Regions from separate parts of the Homo sapiens genome. Here region 2 is linked to region 1. A link is a loop called in an ENCODE intact Hi-C map of the cell type or tissue named here. Cell type or tissue: mammary epithelial cell. All regions are shown on one strand.

Region 1 (5,000 bases):
CCAACGCTCCTCTCAATCCTGGGCTGGTGGCCCCTGGCTCCGGAGAATGCTGGATGGAACAGGAAACCAATCACCTGGCACCACTTTCAAGATGCTTCATGGTGCCCGGTACCATCTGCCCTAGGTCTCAACATGAGCATACTTCTGACCTAACCTTCCTGTCTCCTCTTCGGGAAGCCAGCGTGAGCTCAGCTTGGACCAAGACAAAATAATTTAGTTCTTCCTGTACTCCAGAGTCCAGACCCAGCCAAGAAAGGGTCAGTTGTTTCTGACCCTTTCTGTCGGAGTGGTCTCTGGTAGAACCCAAGGACTTCTGGGTACTGAGAAGCAGCAGCAGAATGAGGCCAAATGCAGAGATGAGGCTAAGGCAAGAATATGCCCCAACTAAAGCATAGATTCCCCAAAGTGAGGCTCATGGTGGGAGGCCACTCACCTTCCTAGCTGCTGCTCGAAAAGGTTTTGACTGTGTTGGGGTGGGGGTTGGGTAAGGGAATGGTCAAGACTGAGAAAGGAATGAAATCCATTCAGGAAATATCGACAGGGCTACACGTGATGTCCCCAAACTGCTGCTATTGAAGAACTTCCCAAAACTTCTTTACAAAGCCCTAAAGGAAAGTTTGCATCTATGAAAAGCCAATAGGCTGAGACATCCAATTGCTGCATGGAAATTGATGTACATTCAGGGGACGGCAAAAATAGCTGTAAAATAGTGAAAAAGAGCAGTGGTTGTGCTCTTTTCTGGCCAATGATTTACAAAAGAATCTACTTGACTCTGTCCCTGGAGTGAAATCCTTAGGGTTGGAACTTGTGGGAACATTCCAACTTGCTAAGCAGGGTCCACTGGGAGGGAAGCTCTATCTGGGAACTCACCCCCAGCGCACACACATCTCCCCCAGGGTCCCAAGGCCCCGCAGCTTCCTCCCCCGACCAAACCCCAAGACCTGGATCCCAGGAGACAACAGTCTCCACAGTGAGAGCAACATTAAGGGCAAAGCCATGGAGAAATGTGGGAGAGGCCGGCCTCAAATCTTTCCATTTAACAAACCCCAGTGATGGGTATGGACAGCATGCAGGGCTTTTGGGGCGCTTCCCCCCGCTCCTCCATCACCCTCAGCCTCCACACTTCAAAGTTCAAGTTCAAAGCTGTTCAAGTTTCCTACCAGCAAATAGCCCTAACTTGCCTCTAGAGTAGGCCAAATGCCAACTCTGTAAAACACACTTACATTATCGGTTACAGAATGTCACTCTTACCGTCATGTCTTGCAACAACCCTGTGAGGGCAGTATTAATGCCCCCTTACAGCAGAAGACACTGCAGCTCGAAGACAGCTTAAGTGGCAGAATAATGCTAGAACAGCTAAGGTTTACATGTACCAAATAACATGTTTCAGCTCATTCCATCCTCACAACAGCCCCCTGAAAGTGGGTACTATCATTAGTCCCATGTTATAGAAACTGCAGCAGAGTTGAAAATTGCCTCCAAATTACCGGAAGAGTGTATGAAGATTGAATGTGATGTATTCACGTAACATGCTTGAAACTGCCTGGCATATACTAAACGCTAAATAAATACATGCTAACTGCGATCATTACATTACCTTGTTTCATGGAGGTGGGGACAAAGAAATTACAATTTAGATGCCAGGAACAATAAGGTGTTCAACAGGCCCAGCAGGGTTAAGAAAGCAGCAAGGAGCCCTTTCTAGCCCCTGGGCTGCCATCACTGAGTGTCCCAACCATGTGTCACGAGGCACCACCTGTGCGGCACACAGCAGGGTGAGCACTAACTCTCGCCCTGCCACTTCCTGCCAAGGCCGTGGCCGCCCACCTGCCGTTCATTCTTTGGCATTAAGGCACATTCTGACCTCCAACTGCATTTGACCCCAACTACCAACTCACAGACACCAAACAGCAGTCTCTGTAGGACCATAACCCAGTGTTATCTTTTGGAAGGGTTATCATCCCCACCCAAACAGGTAGAGCACTTTCAGGCAAATTTATCAACTCTTAAAAAGCCAAGCTTAGGAAGCTGGAGCAGCTTCTGGCCTGGTTTTGTCTGCTTCCTCTGGGCCCCATATCTCTGCATGGCCGAGGGGAATCCCTTTCAAGACCATTGGAAGGAAAAACCATTTCTGATAAACTAACCTTCTCTACCTTGGAGAACAAAATATTCTCATAAGCTTTGCCTTTGAAGGTCAGAACGATTCCTCTTCTACTTTTAGCAGAACCACTAAAGGACAGCAGGTGGCAGCCTGGCTCACTCTAAAGCCCATCACCTGCTCTCGGACGCATGAACTTGGAACCTAAGTCATTTGATAAATTAGAATGCAGAATTTTGAAATCTTATGTTGTACACCACCTTTGGAGGACCAGGAACTTAAGGATGCTGTCAGATCTTCCTTCCTCAGTACCAAGGATATGTGAACTACTAAATCCACATAATAATGTTGTGTATTTTAATAGAAGAGCTTTCAGGGAAAATGCTTCAACCACTTCATTAAGCTCAGTGAAGTTGTGGTTCGGGGGCGGCGGGGAGGCAAGAAAGTGGGCATATCATAAGGCCAGAAAAGTAAATGAAGTCCACAAAAGGACGGAATTGGAGCGAGGGTTTGGCAGAAAACCCAGCCAATCACTATGGGAAGTTTGAGGAAATTATCTATAGAAACCACAGCATCTCAGCGTGGGCTCTAGAGGATGTATCGTTGGCCTCATTTTAACAGAACACCGAGGCTAGACAAGCAAACGGCCACTTGCCCATGCTACATGGCAAATGGCACAACTGAGATCTGAAGCTACCCTTTTCATTTCCAGGTAGTGTAGCAGGGTAGGGACGGTGGGACAGTAGGATGGCGGTGACAAGAGGCCATCGCACGTGACGCTTCCTTCCTGCCCCATGCCATCATAAGCAGCCTCTACATGAGTGAGACAGGCTGCCCTTGTTTCACCAAGTCAAACAGCTGAAGGCAGAAAAGATTTGTACATTAGATAGGGTGTTGGTGGTGGGTAGGGAGCAGTGCTGGCTAGCAAATGGTTCATGCCCTCTGAGGGGAAGACAAAATGAAACACTACAATTGAAGCCAAATATTCAAGAAGATGTTGTTTCTGGGATGATTTTAAAGTAACATTGCCCAGAGGGTTCTCTAGGCACCCAGAGCCTAGCACGCTGTACAGTCAGAATCCAAACTTGTCCTTATCTACTTCCTCTACAACCACATAACATCACCTGGGTATCAGGAACCATACAGACACTTTTTTTTTTTTTGGGAGATGGAGTCTCGCTCTGTCACCCAGGCTGGAGTGCAGTGGTATGGTCTCAGCTCACTGCAACCTCCACCTCCCAGGTTCAAGCGAGTCTCCTGCCTCAGCCTCCCAAGTAGCTGGATTACAGGTGCCTCCACCACACCCAGCTAATTTTTTGTATTTATAGTAGAGACGGGGTTTCACCATTTTGGCCAAGGTGGTCTCGAACTCCTGACCTTGTGATCCGCCCACCTCGGCCTTCCAAAGTGCTGGCATTACAGGCGTCAGCCACCATGCCCGGCTCAGATGCCTTTTGGGAAGAGACGAGGAAAAGACAAGTGGGTTATTAGTAGGCTTCAGCTAATACTGTTTGTCAAAAGCAGGGAATGATCCAATGTCTATGCCCAGGTAAGGTATGGGACACTCTAAAGTTAAATCTATACTTAAAAATGAGAATTCAGAATGAACATATTATCCTGATACTGGAAATGCCCTTCCAAAAACTAAATTTACCTAAGGCAAAAGGGTTGGAATTCCGTTTTTTTTTTTTTTATTTCAAACACCAACTCGAACCAGATCCTCTTCTTATATAGAAGGGACTAGGTTAATGAACCCCAAAACCTTTAAGTCAATGTATATGACACTGTTTAATCAGAATAACAAATACAGAAAGGTTTTCTTAAATTTTCTCTTCACTCTTTTCTCCAATACAGTGCTGGCACTAGAGTCATTCTTAAACTTCCTAAGCTTCAGTTTCCCCATCTATAAAATGAGAGTGAAAATACTCCTGAATGGCTCAGAGGGTTGTGATTATGATCATATGACATCGACAGTTCTCTAACACATCCCTTGGCATCAAGTGTTACATTAGAGACTATTTTTTTTTTTCTCAGACAACATGACTTTATTACTGGAAACCAACTAAGAAAAAATTATGATTAGGAGGAGAAAACAGCAAATGGTCGGGGTAAAAAACCAATATTCAGCAATCAGTAGCTTTCACCAATCAAAAGAACTTTTAGAAGATATAATTGAAGACAAAATCCTATTTATAATAGCAAACAACAGCAAAAGCAAGGAATGAACTTAGTCAATGTGCACTGCCTGTAGGAGATGGCCTCGTGATCCGCCCGCCTTGGCCTCCCAAAGTGCTGGGATTACAGGAGTGAGCCACCGTGCCCAAAAAAATAAATTTTGTAATGTTTCACTTAACAAAAGAGATACATTCTGAGAAATGTATCATTAAGTGATTTCATAATTAGTTGATTTCGTTGTCACGCAAACATCATAGAATGCACTTACACAAACCTAGATGGTACAGCCTACTACACACCCAGGCTTTATGGTAGAGCCTATTGCCCTTGGCATTAGAGACTATTTTTATAAACTTCAATAATAAATAAGAACTGCCCCTTAGAGCTGCTCTCCCCTCCATTCTAAACCTGGTGCAACTTACGAGGAAAGCTTGAGTTAGGAAACAGGAGTTGGGCATAAGCACTTTGATTTCTGCATCCCGAAGGGGAAGTTTCCAAAAATTTCTTAAATCACAGTGTCTAAATTAGAGCTTCAGAGAAGTGCCAAAAGCCAAGGGGAGGTAAGCTGAACGGCAATAAAAAAACACACGACAGGTCATATTTCATTTGGTTCTTTTTATTAGAAACTGAGAATACAGCAAGTAGGGAAATCCCACATCAATGGAACCATCACACAGATGCCTTTCTGGAACCCCAACCTTCTATGATCCCCAAAAATGTGCTTTGT
Region 2 (5,000 bases), 160 kb after region 1:
CTCAGGAGGTTGAGGTGGAAGAATTGTTTAAGCCCAGGAGTTGGAGGCTGCAATGAGCTATGATTACACCACTGCACTCCAGCCTGGGGAGCAGAGTAAGACCCTGTCTCAAAAAAAAAAAAAAAAGTATATATATATATATATATATATATATATATATATATATATATAGACTGCAACACAGATGAACCTTTAAATCATTGTGCTAAGTAAAAGGAGCCCGTCACCAAAGGCCATGTATTCTATAATCCCATTTATAAGAAATGCCCAGGATAGGCAAATCCATGGAGACAGAAAGAATAGTGGTCGCCTAGGGTTGGGGGTTGGGGTACGCAGAGTGACAGTTAACGGGTGTGCAGTTTCTCTGTGGAGCGGTGAAAATGTTATGGGATTAGACAGTGCTGATAGTTGCACAGCCTTGTGAATATGCTCAAAGCCACTGAATTTACACTTTAAAATGCTGAATTTCATGGTATGGGAGTTATGTATCTCAATAAAGCTGTTATAAGAAATAACAAATGATACTTATAGGGACTTAGATATGGAGAGAAGGGAGTGATTCTTAGCAGGAAACAGATTCAATCCTGATCTCAGAGATTAAACCAGGCAGAATCCCAGAGTCTTGTCTTGGAAGGTAGAAAGGGAAGCAGTCTGCAATCAACCGAGAGGTCTAGAGAAATCTCTCCCTTGGCCCTACTTCTTGATTATCTGGGCATGACACAGTGAAGTTTACAAACAGACCATGCTGAGTGAGTCCGTTTTTCTCTATTAACCAGTGGCTGGCTTCTGGTCAGTTGTGAAATAGGAATAGCCCAAGAAAAACCGAAATGATGGCAGGAAGTTACACTCATGATTCAGCCGACAGGACCCGGTCTACGGGGCTCAGAATGTGACAAGGAGCACTGGGGATGGTAAGATGGCCAAAGAGCCTCTCAGGGAGGAGGGTCTGGGCCCCACTTTGAGGAATTCATCTCCTTAAAATGCAGCCTCAACCACCTGACATGGCATCCTGGAACGGAGGGAGCCTCCCAAGCTTCAGCCCCGAGCTACCCTCCATAGCCACCGGAAGCTTTCCCTCTACACAGTTCCTCAGACCAGTGGGCTAGGTTTTCAAAGCAATCCATTCCATCTTTTTCAAATGACTCCAATCACCAGAATGCTCCTTCTTGTATTAAGCTGAAATACGCCTCCTTATGATTCCTGCCTGCTGCACTTGCACTCTGCTATAATCCCTTTCCCATTTGACAGCTCTTCAGTGTTTGAAAACAACTATTAAGCCTTTTACGTTTTCACTTTTCCAAGCTACATATGTCTGATTTATTTCTATCATTCTTTAGCAAACATGCTTTTCAGAGTTGAATCAGCCTTCTCAGAATTGCCTTCTAAAATCACGTACCTGCAGCTGAACTAACACACCAGACGTTCTGTACTCTGACAGTTCGAACCTATCATGACTGTTTGGGATCCTGATTTGTCCTCCGGTGCGCTGCCTGCCTCTTTCAGTCGGGTCTTCATCAGAAGCTGAGTGTGGGCAGCTCTGCCTTCACGGGGCAGCCTTTGGGCCCTTGGGTAAGCCTACTAAGTACCATCTACTGTTGCTACCTTCAGCAAGAAAGAGATAATTCGGGGCTTCAGAATGGATAAGCAACGTGGGGGTTTATCTATATACGCAACAGTTCAGGTTGAATCTCTAACCATCTCAAGAATAAACGGCTAAAAAAAAGCAGCCGTGAGCTACTAGAGGGACATGCGTCTTTTCCCTACAGGAGACAGCAGAACAATTTCATGCCCTCTCTGTTCCATAGCAGCCCAAGTTGCCTCCAAACTCCCTAGGCAGAAGCTGGGCAACGGGCCGAGGCTCCTCCGAGCTGCTCTGCCGCCCTCTGGTGACCGACTTTTGCAGCAGCTTCAAAGGAGAAAGGAAGCCTTAGACGGTCCTTCTCAAGATAGGGAGAGGGAGGACTCACCAGGAGCTACTCTGGGCTCAGGGGGGAGGAAGGGAGGACAGCCTCCTAGGTAGCATGAGCCTTCAGTGATGCTATAAAAAGGAAGGGGGAAAATTAGGCAAACAGAAGGGTTCCATTTTGTAACGGAATAGGGCACAGAGAGATGGGCTCTCTTCGACAGGGTTTGCTTTCGCTGGCCACCTAGTGCACATCTGAACCCAGCGGAGTGTCTTTTCCTGCCAACCCCTTTCTTTCCTAAAGTACAGCCTCACTTTGGGGCCTTTATGCACACGAAATACACATGAAAAGGATCTAGCCAACATCAGGCCTACTTTAGGTCTTCAATAAACATTAACTCCACTGAAGAGATTAGAGGAGACTCTGCACCTGGGCCGTCCTAGTTTCATTGCCCAAAACGCAGGGCAGGAAGTGCTGCCAAGATTTTCGCCAGAAAGAAGAGACAAGTGCCAGGTGGGTTTGAGAAGAATCAATAAACTATGAGTAAATCCCACTAAAACCCCAAGTCTACTCTTTTGGGAAAGCTGCCCCAGGAACACTAGGACCTTCCTTTTATGCACCCTGAGTTGATACCGAAGGAAGCAAGAGAGCAGCAAGTTTCAATGTGTACTTTTCCCATCTTTAATTCCCTCTCTCTCTTTAGAAAAAAAAAATTTTTTTTATAGAGACAGAGGTCTCACTATGTTACCCAGGCTGGTCTTGAACTCCTGGCCTCAAGGAATCCTCCTGCCTCAGCCTCCCAAGGTGCTGGGATTACAGGCGTGAGCTACTGCATTGGGCATTACTTCTCAATATGGGACAGAGAGGGTAGGGAAAGAGGTCTGGAATAAGTGGGAGGGGGAAGGAGCCTTCCAAGTATCCTCCCTAAGAGAGGAGCACGAAGAAATCTCTACCTCCCCAACTCCCCTCCCAGGCTGAAATCCCTCTCTGGGGAAACTCCAGCCTCAGGTAACCTTTTGAAGGGAGGTGTTCTGGGAGAATGTCAGGCAGAAGGAACACAGCATTCTAACACTTCCCTTTTATGGCCCTGGGGATAAGACCCAGTAGAATAGGGCCGGATTTCTCAATTTCTTGCCAGAGAGGAGAGGATTGCATTTCAAAAGGACCTAAAACAATTAGACCTCAGATCACACCTCCATCTAAGCAATAGGGTGGCCCAAGAATCCTTGGCCAGCAGTGGGAGAGGGGAAGGGACAGGAATCCAGAAGACTTGGCCCTCTCCCTCTCATCTTTTCTTTCGTCTGACCCCTTCCCCCATGTTCACACATCTCTTTCAAAAGAAAAAGCTGGGACTGGATGGGGTTGGGTTAGTGACAGCTATCAACACTTTGGCCGACATTTCTATCTCTCTGTCAAAGGTTGAAGTGGAAGAGGCAAAAATCCAACAGACATTCAGGGCTGCAATTTCTGGTTCTCTACCCAAGGCTCTTTTTTGCACTGAGACACAAAGGCAGTGGCGGTGGGCGGCTCTCCTAATCCACTCTAAGTCAACTCAGATGTCCTGCCCCCTCTCAGTGAGTCCCAAGCAACCTGCCCCCTCTCAGTGAGTCCCAAGCAACCTGCCCCAAGTGAGGCTGGAAGGCAGAGAGCTAGAGGAACATCAAGCGTGTGGTTTCTGCAGCCTCCCAGAGCCTGCTTCCTCGTGTGCCTCTCTCGTGGTGCACACTGCTGCCAAGCCTAGAGAGAGCCCACTTAGGCTGCCTTTGGGCTCTCCCTGTGCCAGTCCTGAGAGAGCTTAATTGCTCCCAAACGAGACGAGTGCAGTTCCTTGGCCGAGCCCTCTTGTAATGGCCTCTTACCTATCTGCATGACTCTCCCAAAGACAGATGCGTTGTCCGCTGTGCTGCAATTCCACCGCCGCTGCCGGAACTGGTGCTGGCATTCCTTGATGCCAGTCTTGGCTCCCTCCCCTATGTAGGCCATGTGCTCCTGGTACAATTGGCACAGCTTCCTCTGGCCAGGGGAGAGCCCGGGAAGCTGACTGCACACGGGCTGGGCACCGATGATAAACATCTCGGGTCTCTGCACCGGGTTCAAAGCTAATGACCTAGGACAGCAATCCAGAAAGGGGAAAAAAAGGCCCAGGAGTGAGCATACGCCTGTGTGCAGCATTAAGTCATTCATTCAACACATTTATTGAATGCGTCCCTGTGTACAAGGCCCTGGAAAGAAAAATTAGTAAATCAGAGTGCTGGCCTTCAAAGGACAAACTGAAGGAATCTGAGGCATGAACACAAAGGACATGCGAGATGCCAAATGCCCCAGACAGACTCTGGATATGCTTCTGGATCTGCTGTGATCAGATAGGAAAATAGCCCTTATGGCTGAAGAGAAGCCTTTATAAGGAAATGGCCAGAATTTGAACTGGATCTTAAGAATGGGGGTCAGGCAGATAAGAAGACGAGGGGTGGGGAGCAGCTCTTCATTTTAATAGAGGGCAAAAAGAGCCAAACCTCAACAGGAGAGCACAGGCCTCATTCAATGAGTAGGAGTGACTAGTTCAGTGCAGCCCAAGTACATGATAAGCCATGGAAAGCAATCAATCCTTTGCGTGGTACTCCCTTTGGGCCTTTAAAATCCAATCACTTTACATACATCACGATCTAGTCTACTTGTTTTCACTGCCATGTCTCACTTTGAGCTTCCCCTCATCCACTCTCCACCAGTTCAGAGGCTCTCCCTTTTGCTCATCATCTACCAGCCATATAGAGTGTTAGATGAGAAGGCTGCAGATTTGCTATCTGAGTAAAAATGCTAGTGGCAGAGACCATGCAAAATAGGTGGTGATCGCCTGCCATTTCCCTGTCAACTTGGCAATGACAACAGCCCTTAAAACATAAGAAGAAAGCCAGCCACCCATGGTGCTGTGAACCCCTCATCTGGCCTTCAGACTTATAAAAGAGGAATTCTATATCCTACCAGCAAAACACACAAAACAAAGGAACAAAAAACTACCAAGTATTGATATTCTTGTTGACCCAAGAGCAATTTCTAACAATTCATGGGCATGAGGGAAGGTCCAAGGAAAAGGAATGT

Evidence for each region. Hi-C counts contacts between places; a loop is a spot of excess contacts. Peaks named below come from ENCODE experiments on the same cell type or tissue, not always from the same donor. Only the 100,000 strongest peaks of a DNase experiment are listed, where the experiment ranks them.
Region 2: a loop joins it to region 1, with 14 times the contacts of the local background. A loop is called at or near these places in 37 of 110 quality-filtered maps.

Annotation. Positions count from the first base shown.
Region 1 is chr12:1,788,548-1,793,547 of GRCh38, reverse strand. ADIPOR2 (adiponectin receptor 2) reads right to left here. Exons shown (of 8, transcript NM_024551.3): 8 at 4,874-5,000. It overlaps CACNA2D4 (calcium voltage-gated channel auxiliary subunit alpha2delta 4), which reads left to right. Exons shown (of 38, transcript NM_172364.5): 38 at 1-1,585. Among named protein-coding and RNA genes, the nearest start is that of LRTM2, 30 kb to the left of the region's middle. In mammary epithelial cell, a CTCF peak has its summit at 2,246 (motif pointing right); no DNase peak of the experiment used is centred here.
Region 2 is chr12:1,631,669-1,636,668 of GRCh38, reverse strand. It overlaps WNT5B (Wnt family member 5B), which reads right to left. Exons shown (of 5, transcript NM_032642.3): 3 at 3,764-4,011. Among named protein-coding and RNA genes, the nearest start is that of WNT5B, 4.9 kb to the right of the region's middle. In mammary epithelial cell, a CTCF peak has its summit at 1,885 (motif pointing left); no DNase peak of the experiment used is centred here.